Linked DNA regions of Mus musculus: region 2 is linked to region 1. The links are chromatin contacts, found by Hi-C or POLR2A ChIA-PET in ENCODE. All regions are on one chromosome and are shown on one strand. Each heading gives the region's core, a stretch centred on a gene start or an enhancer-like site at or near the end of the contact. The rest is flanking DNA. Distances are from core to core; before and after follow the strand shown.

Region 1 (3,782 bases), core at 887-3,386:
AACTCCAGTTCCAGGAGATGACACCTTCACATAGACATACTTTTGAGCAAAACACCAGTGAACATAAAATAAAAAACAATTTTTTAAAAATTAAAAGAACAAGTTTTAAATGGGGCATAGTGGATCACATTTGTGATCCCAGCACTTGGAAGGTAGAAGTAGGTAAATTAAGAGTTCAAGGTCATTTCTCAGTTATGTAGTTGTACATTTCTAGCGATGTAGTTGAGTTCAAGGCCATGCTGGGCTACAGGAGACCCTATCTCAAAACAACAATAACAACAGAGATGGTCTTTGGCTCTCACACTAAGCTCCTGCTTTGGTATTGCAGGATTTGTGGGATGCCGATTGATGTATCCTGAGCACCTTTTACTATTGCTGCCTAATATCGGTTTTGTAGGAGCAGGGAATTAGAACTCATGGCTTTCCATATACTAAGAAAATACTGGGCCATACTTTCAGCCTTCAGTTCTAATAGATTCACTGCTCTTACAGCAAGTATGATGGTCAGCCTACATTTTCATTTTTGAGAACACATTTTGGAGTGAACTGTTCATATGAGGAGGTGGGTGAGTGTATGGTTGGAAATGAAGGTGACGTAAGAAGCAGGATGATCACAACCCCAGGTGACATTTATTGACCATATGTTGCATGCCAAACCTGGTGAATTATCCACAAGTTCTCTCCACAGACCAGGACTCAGGCAGGCATAAATGTTATTCCCATTTACAGATAAGGAAACCAACACAGGGGGCAGCCCACCAAGCCATGGGGCACGTGGCTACCATCCCATCCCAACTATACAATGCAATGCAAACAGGACTGTGATAAGATGGCTCAAGTTATAGTTCTGTCACCAGCACACTGTCTCTGGGCCTCCCTGGGCTCCAGTCTAGAGATCTGTGGAAAGTTCTTTGGAAATTTTCCATCACAGAGTGTTCAAGATTTGAGGCTGCGCTGAGGGTAAGGCCTCATGTACCTAGCAAACTTGAAGGAACCCATACAACTTGCTGTATACCCTCCTACCTGAGGCTGGGCCCTCCACATAGAGCTCATTCTCTATGCCCGACAGCCACTCTGGCCTTGCTAACTCGTTTGCACACTCATGTCATCGTTCGTTCATTTGTGGCTCCACAAGCTATGCACACTAACTCACATATCTGAAATCTCTGACTTCGTTATCTTACATCCTGGTTCATGTTTATACTCCTTTATACACCACTCACCCATGTTTCTTCATATCCAGCTACACTGGCACATACATAAACTTAACACATTCACTACTGTGCTGTTCACACGTGCTTCCTGCGGCTTCTTTTGCCCCACCCCCAAACTCTTTTTTGGAGACAGGGTCTTGCTATGTGGCCCTGGCTGACCTGAAACTCACTCTATAGACCAGGGTGGCCTCGGACTCACAGAGATCCATCTGCCAGCCTTTGCCTCCCGGGTGCTAGGATTAAAGCCATCGCTACGGGCTCTCTTGATTTTATGCAACGGCCTGTGCTCGCTCATATTCTCAGATTACTGTTGGCTCGAAAGCTTCCTCACAGTCACACACTTGGCGCTCACACTTCTACTAAAGAACAATGTCACACTCTCTCCCATACCTGCTCTCACCCTAACACTCTCTCACCCTTGCTCATACTCATCCCCACTCGCTTTCTCACCCCTAATAAAGTCCATGTTCTCACATCTCCCCTCACCCATTCGGGCCCTCACACCCGCTCGCTCTCTCACATACGCCCTTACTCTCAGGCTGACACACCTGCTTTCTGACACCTACTCACCCTCACATCTGTTTCTTCCACCAGCTCACCCTCACATCTGCTTATTCCGCACGAGCTCCCACTCACCCTCACATCTGTTTCTTCTCACACTGACACGATCGCTCTCCCCCTCAAACCCTCTCATCCTCACTCACTTCCTCGCCCTCACATTCATAGCTCCCATATTGCTCTCATCCGTGCCCTCTCCTTCCCGCTCACACTCTGCCCGTTCTGTCCGGGGAGAGCCTCGCTGCCCGACGTTCCCGCATTGTGACGCGGAAGATGAAGCAGTCCCATTGCCGCCACAGCCGGGCTCACCTTCATGTCAGGAGACCGGCCAGACCCATCAAGCACGGCCGGAAGACGATTTAATCAACCGGAAGTCCCGCCCACTGGCCTCCACAAGCTCCCGCTGCGCCACGCCAGCTTCCTAGATGCCTTGCGCACGGCACGCTGGGATGGGGCGGGACCGAGATGGCTGGAGGGCGGAGTTAGAGGTGGAGCCTCGTAGCGACCGGCGAGCTGGAGAAGGGCTGAGAGTGGATCGGGACCGTCAGTTGGATGAAGACAGAGCTGAGTGTGCGGAACGTGTACTTCGTAGCCGTAGGTGCTGTTTCCGCTCCTGCAGCCAGTCCCTCTATTGATCAAGGGCCTGTCGTACAGCAGAATAGTGGGGTCAGATCCCGAAATCCTCCCAGAGAAGTTGGTGGTGATGTTGAACATCCCCTCTCCGGGATTGATGGCTGGCTGCCTCAGCACTGTGCTGAAGTCTACATTACGTCCACTTATGTGACCACCAAGGCCTTTAGGGTCTTGGGAACCCATCCCTGTCAAGTATGGGGGACGTGGGTCACTATGCGCATAGTCAGTTCCGTAGTCTCCCAGATGTGTCAGGACAGACTGTGCGCCAAGTCTTTGAACCTCCACATTATCCCAGTTGCCACATTTCTGTCACTATCTATAGGTTTGCAGTGCCCACTACACTGTCTCCAGTAGAGACACTGCTCCAGGCAATATAACATCCTTCTCCAGATGGCCTAGCACAGCGAACATTCTATCTGCCTAAATCCCAGAGCTGTCTTGGTCCTCGTTTTTGGTCTTGCAAATTGTAGGAGCTAGAACCCACAGAGGCAGACACCACGCTCCCCACCCCCATCTCAGCTTTAGCAAGAGGAGCCCAGACACTTCTTCGAGTGGGTTGAAAGCACACGTGACCAGCATTTTTATTTTTCATCAAGCTGACTAGTCCCCACCCCCATCCCTTGCTGTTCCCAGCAGTTTCCTGCAGAAACCACATTTGGCCTGTCCACACCCAGTTAAACCCTCTGGCCCACTCCACTATGGTCTGTTCCAGGATTTGCAGTGCGGCTGTTTCCCCATTCCTGCTGCTGCAGAGGTTTCTCACTGAGCTGAGCTTCGTGTTCTTCCTTCCGAATCACGTTTCCTCCTTTCTCTTCCCCATATTTTCTGCCAGCTGTCCCCCAAGCCTTTCTACAGGGGCGGGGCTGGGTGTGTATGCTAAGGCATGCTGTGCATCACCATCTGCTTTCCTGGCATCCAGCTCAGCACCCTACTAGGAACAAATGCCCAGAACAGTGATTCCAAGTGGGCAGAACTCTGGAGAGGTGGATGTCCTGAGAATTGTTCAGTCCAAGCAATACTAAAGAGACCATCATTCTTTTAAACCAGCGAAGGCATTTGGATCTGACTGATGTAAGAGGTCTTTGAGCTAAAGACTTGGCAAAGTCCACTAAGGATTCCACTCCCAGTCTGTGTTGCAGACTCTTAAGAACAGAAAGGAGAGAAAAACAGAACTCAAGACCAGCCCCTTTCAGGGTTCCATTAGACAGATGCTCAGGAGCCTGTTGAGCTGTACCCACAAAGTCTGCCCTGCCCTCACCTGCACAGCCTGACAAAGGGTGCCCCAGATCTCTGGTATGTGTGTGTAGGTGAACACTGGCTTCTCTCCCCTCCACGGTATTAGGAGTGAACTCAGGACTAAACACCTACTTGGCCAAC
Region 2 (3,456 bases), core at 547-3,046, 120 kb after region 1:
ATCTAAGGTGTGGAGCTGCTGGGCCTGATGTTTCTTGAAGGTTTGGGGTGGGCTGTCTGATCCCTTGGTGGTCAGCGAGCTTCAGGGCTGGTTCATGGGTACTTACATCATGGGGAGAGGGTGAGAACTGGTGACCCTGGAGCTAAACCTGCCATGGCTGCTATGTCCTGTGTGTAGTAGGTGGCAGTCAGCCTTGGGCTCTGTGGCTTAGTAGGACCTGTATTTCATTAACTGTCCCAGAAAGGGCTGTTCTCCCCTCTCCTTCTGCCCCAATGGTGATCCACTCTCCTAATTCTCATGTGCCCTGGCCTCCCAGTGGCCTTGCAAGTACATAGAAGACAAAGTATTCACGGTCCACCTTCTCCAGGGACCTGCAAGCCCTGCTCTAGGAACCTGCAGGCTGGTGCTGTGGAGCTGTCTGTTCTAAGGCCTTACTGCCCTTACAGAATGTCCAAGATCCTATCCAACTCCTGGCCTCTGGTCTCCTACTCTAGCCAACTCTTGTTTCCCTGGCTCTTGAAGACTTTACCCTGAGCTCTGGAGTCAATTCTGATGAGGTAACAATGAAGCCAGCAAATCTCCTGCTATGGCCAGGGGCCCACAGCTAGAGGGTGTATGTGACCTCCACAGCCCCTTCAGTGACTGTTTCTCAGTTTCTACCTGGCAAAGTGCCTAGACTCCACCACTTGCATGATCAGGCTCTTGAGCTGGGATCTAGTTGTGATCAGCTCCTCCCTCCGGACATAGACCCTGGCCTCCAGCCTTGGCAGGGAAGTGACTGCCTGATGTAGGTCCTACCTGGATAGGGGAGGAACTGTGTTCTGCAATGTGTAAAGCACTCACTTTCATGCTCTCCCAGCTGGGGGCCTTTAATCCTTTTTGCTCATGGACAGCCTGTATTTATGCCTAATGGAGGGACCACAGATAATAGGAGTGGCATCAGAAAGGGGTGGTAGGTGGACCTGAACTCCCAGGGAGCTGATAGGTCTTACCCTGGGATGAGGGTGCCTGTAGCTGCACATTCACTTCCTCCTTATCTTCTTTTCCTCTTCCTTCTTCCTCCTTCTCCTCTTCCTTCTCCTCCCCCTCCTCTTTCTCTTCCTCCTCTGCCTCTCCCTCCCCTCCACTTGCTCCTCCTCCCCCTCCTCCTCCTCTTCCTCCCTTTGTTTTTCCTCTTGAGAGCTGGTCTGATGTAGCCCATGCTGGTGGTGACTTGCTATGTCACCAAGGATAACCTGCACTGTCCTCTACCTCCCAGGGGCTGAGATTCCTAGTGGGCCACCATACTTGATTTTTGAGATGCTGAGTACCAAATTCAAGGCTCTGTACGTGCTAGGTGAGTGTTCTACCAGCTGAGCTACACCCCCAAGTTTGAGACACCCACCTTTTGACAGGAGGGCTTCTGGCTCAGCTGTCCCTTCAGCTAGGGGACACACTGCACCTGTGAGTCCTATGCTGGACTTCCTCATCATACCTTTCTTTCTTGCAGGAGGGTGGGGAGCGTTGGACCTCACTGACCATCAGACAGAAGCCCATAATGGGACTTTTTTCATTTCTTGGATGCTTCAACAAGCCTTCCAGGGCAGTGATTCCCCCCTTCTTGATCACAGCAGGTACTCTAAAATCACACAGGCACCACGGAACCTAACCCTGGGAGAGTTCAGAATCATGAAGGATGGGCTTCATCCAACCCCAGCCATTGTTAACACAATTCCAGCTTCCAGGCCACATGTAAGAGTGCCCTCAGCCTGGCAAGCAGGAAGCAGCTTAGGGTTTCCAGAAAACCCTGACCAGGCTGCCCTGCCCCCTTCAGTGCAGAGCCAGCCTATGTTGAGTGAAACACAGATAAGGTTGGCAAGGACACAAGCCTCAGCCCCCGGGCTGCCTCAAGTGGCACTGTGGACCAATACCTGTCAGGCTATGGGTTCCTGGGCTGCCTTATGCGAGCACCTGTGGTATATAGAGTCATTGCAGACGTGCCCACTACTGGGAGCTGCAGAGGGGGATTTGGGAAGTATTGGGGGGAGTGAGTGGGTGACCTTGGAAGCTAGAGATCAAGTGTTGAGATGGAGGCTACAAGGGCACTTCTCTTCAGGCATCTTTGGTCTCTGTCACAGATAGTGTTAGGGACCCAGCGGGGTCCCAGAAACATAAGTCTTTTCAGAGCAGGGCAACAGCAGCCCAGAGTTACAGGAGGCTACCAGGCCATCTGGGGCACAGCCATGACTATGGAGGCCAGGCCCAGCCAGGAGCAGGTATTCAAGGATATCCTGGACCTCGAGTCAACTGGGAGAAATGGGTAAAGGGAGCCTGAGAGCTGACAGTGGTGAAGGGGCTTTGAACTAGTCATAGGAGTAATGGGGAGGAACAGTGTGTACTTACATGGGGTCTCGGTAAGGTGTCTCAGTGGAGTTTGGAGACAATGTGTTGGCCCTGTTAGTAGCATGGTAAACAGTCACGCTCAGAGGCCACAGCAATAGCTACTAGAGAACAGTGCTATCCTCGGGAGCTTAAGGAGCATCCCAGGCAGTGGGAGGGGAAGATGGGTGTGGCATAGGCAGGCAGCAGGCGAGAGGGAAGGGCTGGGCACAGAAGGGCTGGCTGTAGACATTGGCAATAGTCAGTTGTAGCTTGAGGAGGGCTGAGTCAAGGAGAGACTCTATGGGAACGGGTAGAATTCTGGGGTCTTGGGGAAACAGGGGCTTTAGCCTCTCCTGCCCAGTGTCAGTGAGCAAGGCTGACAGTGGCCTTAGAAATGAAATGCTAGCCTGGGAACATAGCTCAGTGGCACAGCGCCTGTTCAGTATCATAAGGTCATGGATTCAGTTCTCAGCACCAAGGAAGAAAAGAAATGTGATGTCCAGGGGCAGCAAAGTGGCTCAGCTGGTAAAAGCACTCGTGTGATCCTGACAGCTGAGTCCGAACCCTGGTATGCATGGTGGAAGGAGGGCACAGGCTCCCAAAAGATGTATTCTGACCTCCCCATGAACACTGTGGCTTGCCTGCCTTCCCACTGAATCTTAATAAATAAAAATGTAACTATAAAACAAGGAAAAAGAAAATAAATGTAATGTCCATGTTCCTGTGTCCTAAATGCACCCCTGGATCCTGGTGCATGCTCTCCTCTTTTGTTGGTTTCTTGGCCTGTTTCCAGCTTGAGGTAACCTTAAGTGAGCTGTTGGGAACATGTAGGAAGAGTCTCAGGTGCTTACCCTTTGCCATGATTGAGTTTGCCGCGGTCACATAGCTGGCATCTTTGGACTGTGTGCCACTGGGGGCATGAGAGACTCCTAGGCCCTTCACCTCTTCCTAGGTCAGTGATGCCATGTGGCAGTGCACAGTGCCTACTATGTGCAGTGCTGTGGAATGACAGTCTAAAGTGCCCACTATGTGCAGTGCTACAGAATGACAGTCCACAGTGGCTACTGTGTGCAGTGCTATGTAAGGGCAGCTCTC

The links. A loop is a pair of places that touch in the nucleus more often than their neighbours do. ChIA-PET counts read pairs that join two places held with the same protein, here RNA polymerase II (POLR2A).
Region 2: a map of gastrocnemius shows a loop between it and region 1 (2.3-fold over the local background). The contact joins the enhancer-like site here to the promoter of Chid1 in region 1. A Hi-C loop is called at or near these places in 2 of 37 maps with a recorded cell type or tissue (gastrocnemius and heart). POLR2A ChIA-PET finds 5 or more read pairs at or near these places in 1 of 5 experiments (Patski).

The regions. Positions count from the first base shown.
Region 1 is chr7:141,537,692-141,541,473 of GRCm38, forward strand. Chid1 (chitinase domain containing 1) reads right to left here and starts at 2,137. Exons shown (of 13, transcript NM_001142681.2): 1 at 2,082-2,137.
Region 2 is chr7:141,659,840-141,663,295 of GRCm38, forward strand. No RefSeq gene overlaps it. Among named protein-coding and RNA genes, the nearest start is that of Muc6, 6.2 kb to the left of the region's middle. Within about 2 kb of position 1,797, at least 1 of the 3 ENCODE cell types and tissues checked has a DNase peak (open chromatin) inside an H3K27ac peak, as active enhancers do; it is heart, where a contact is called at or near this core.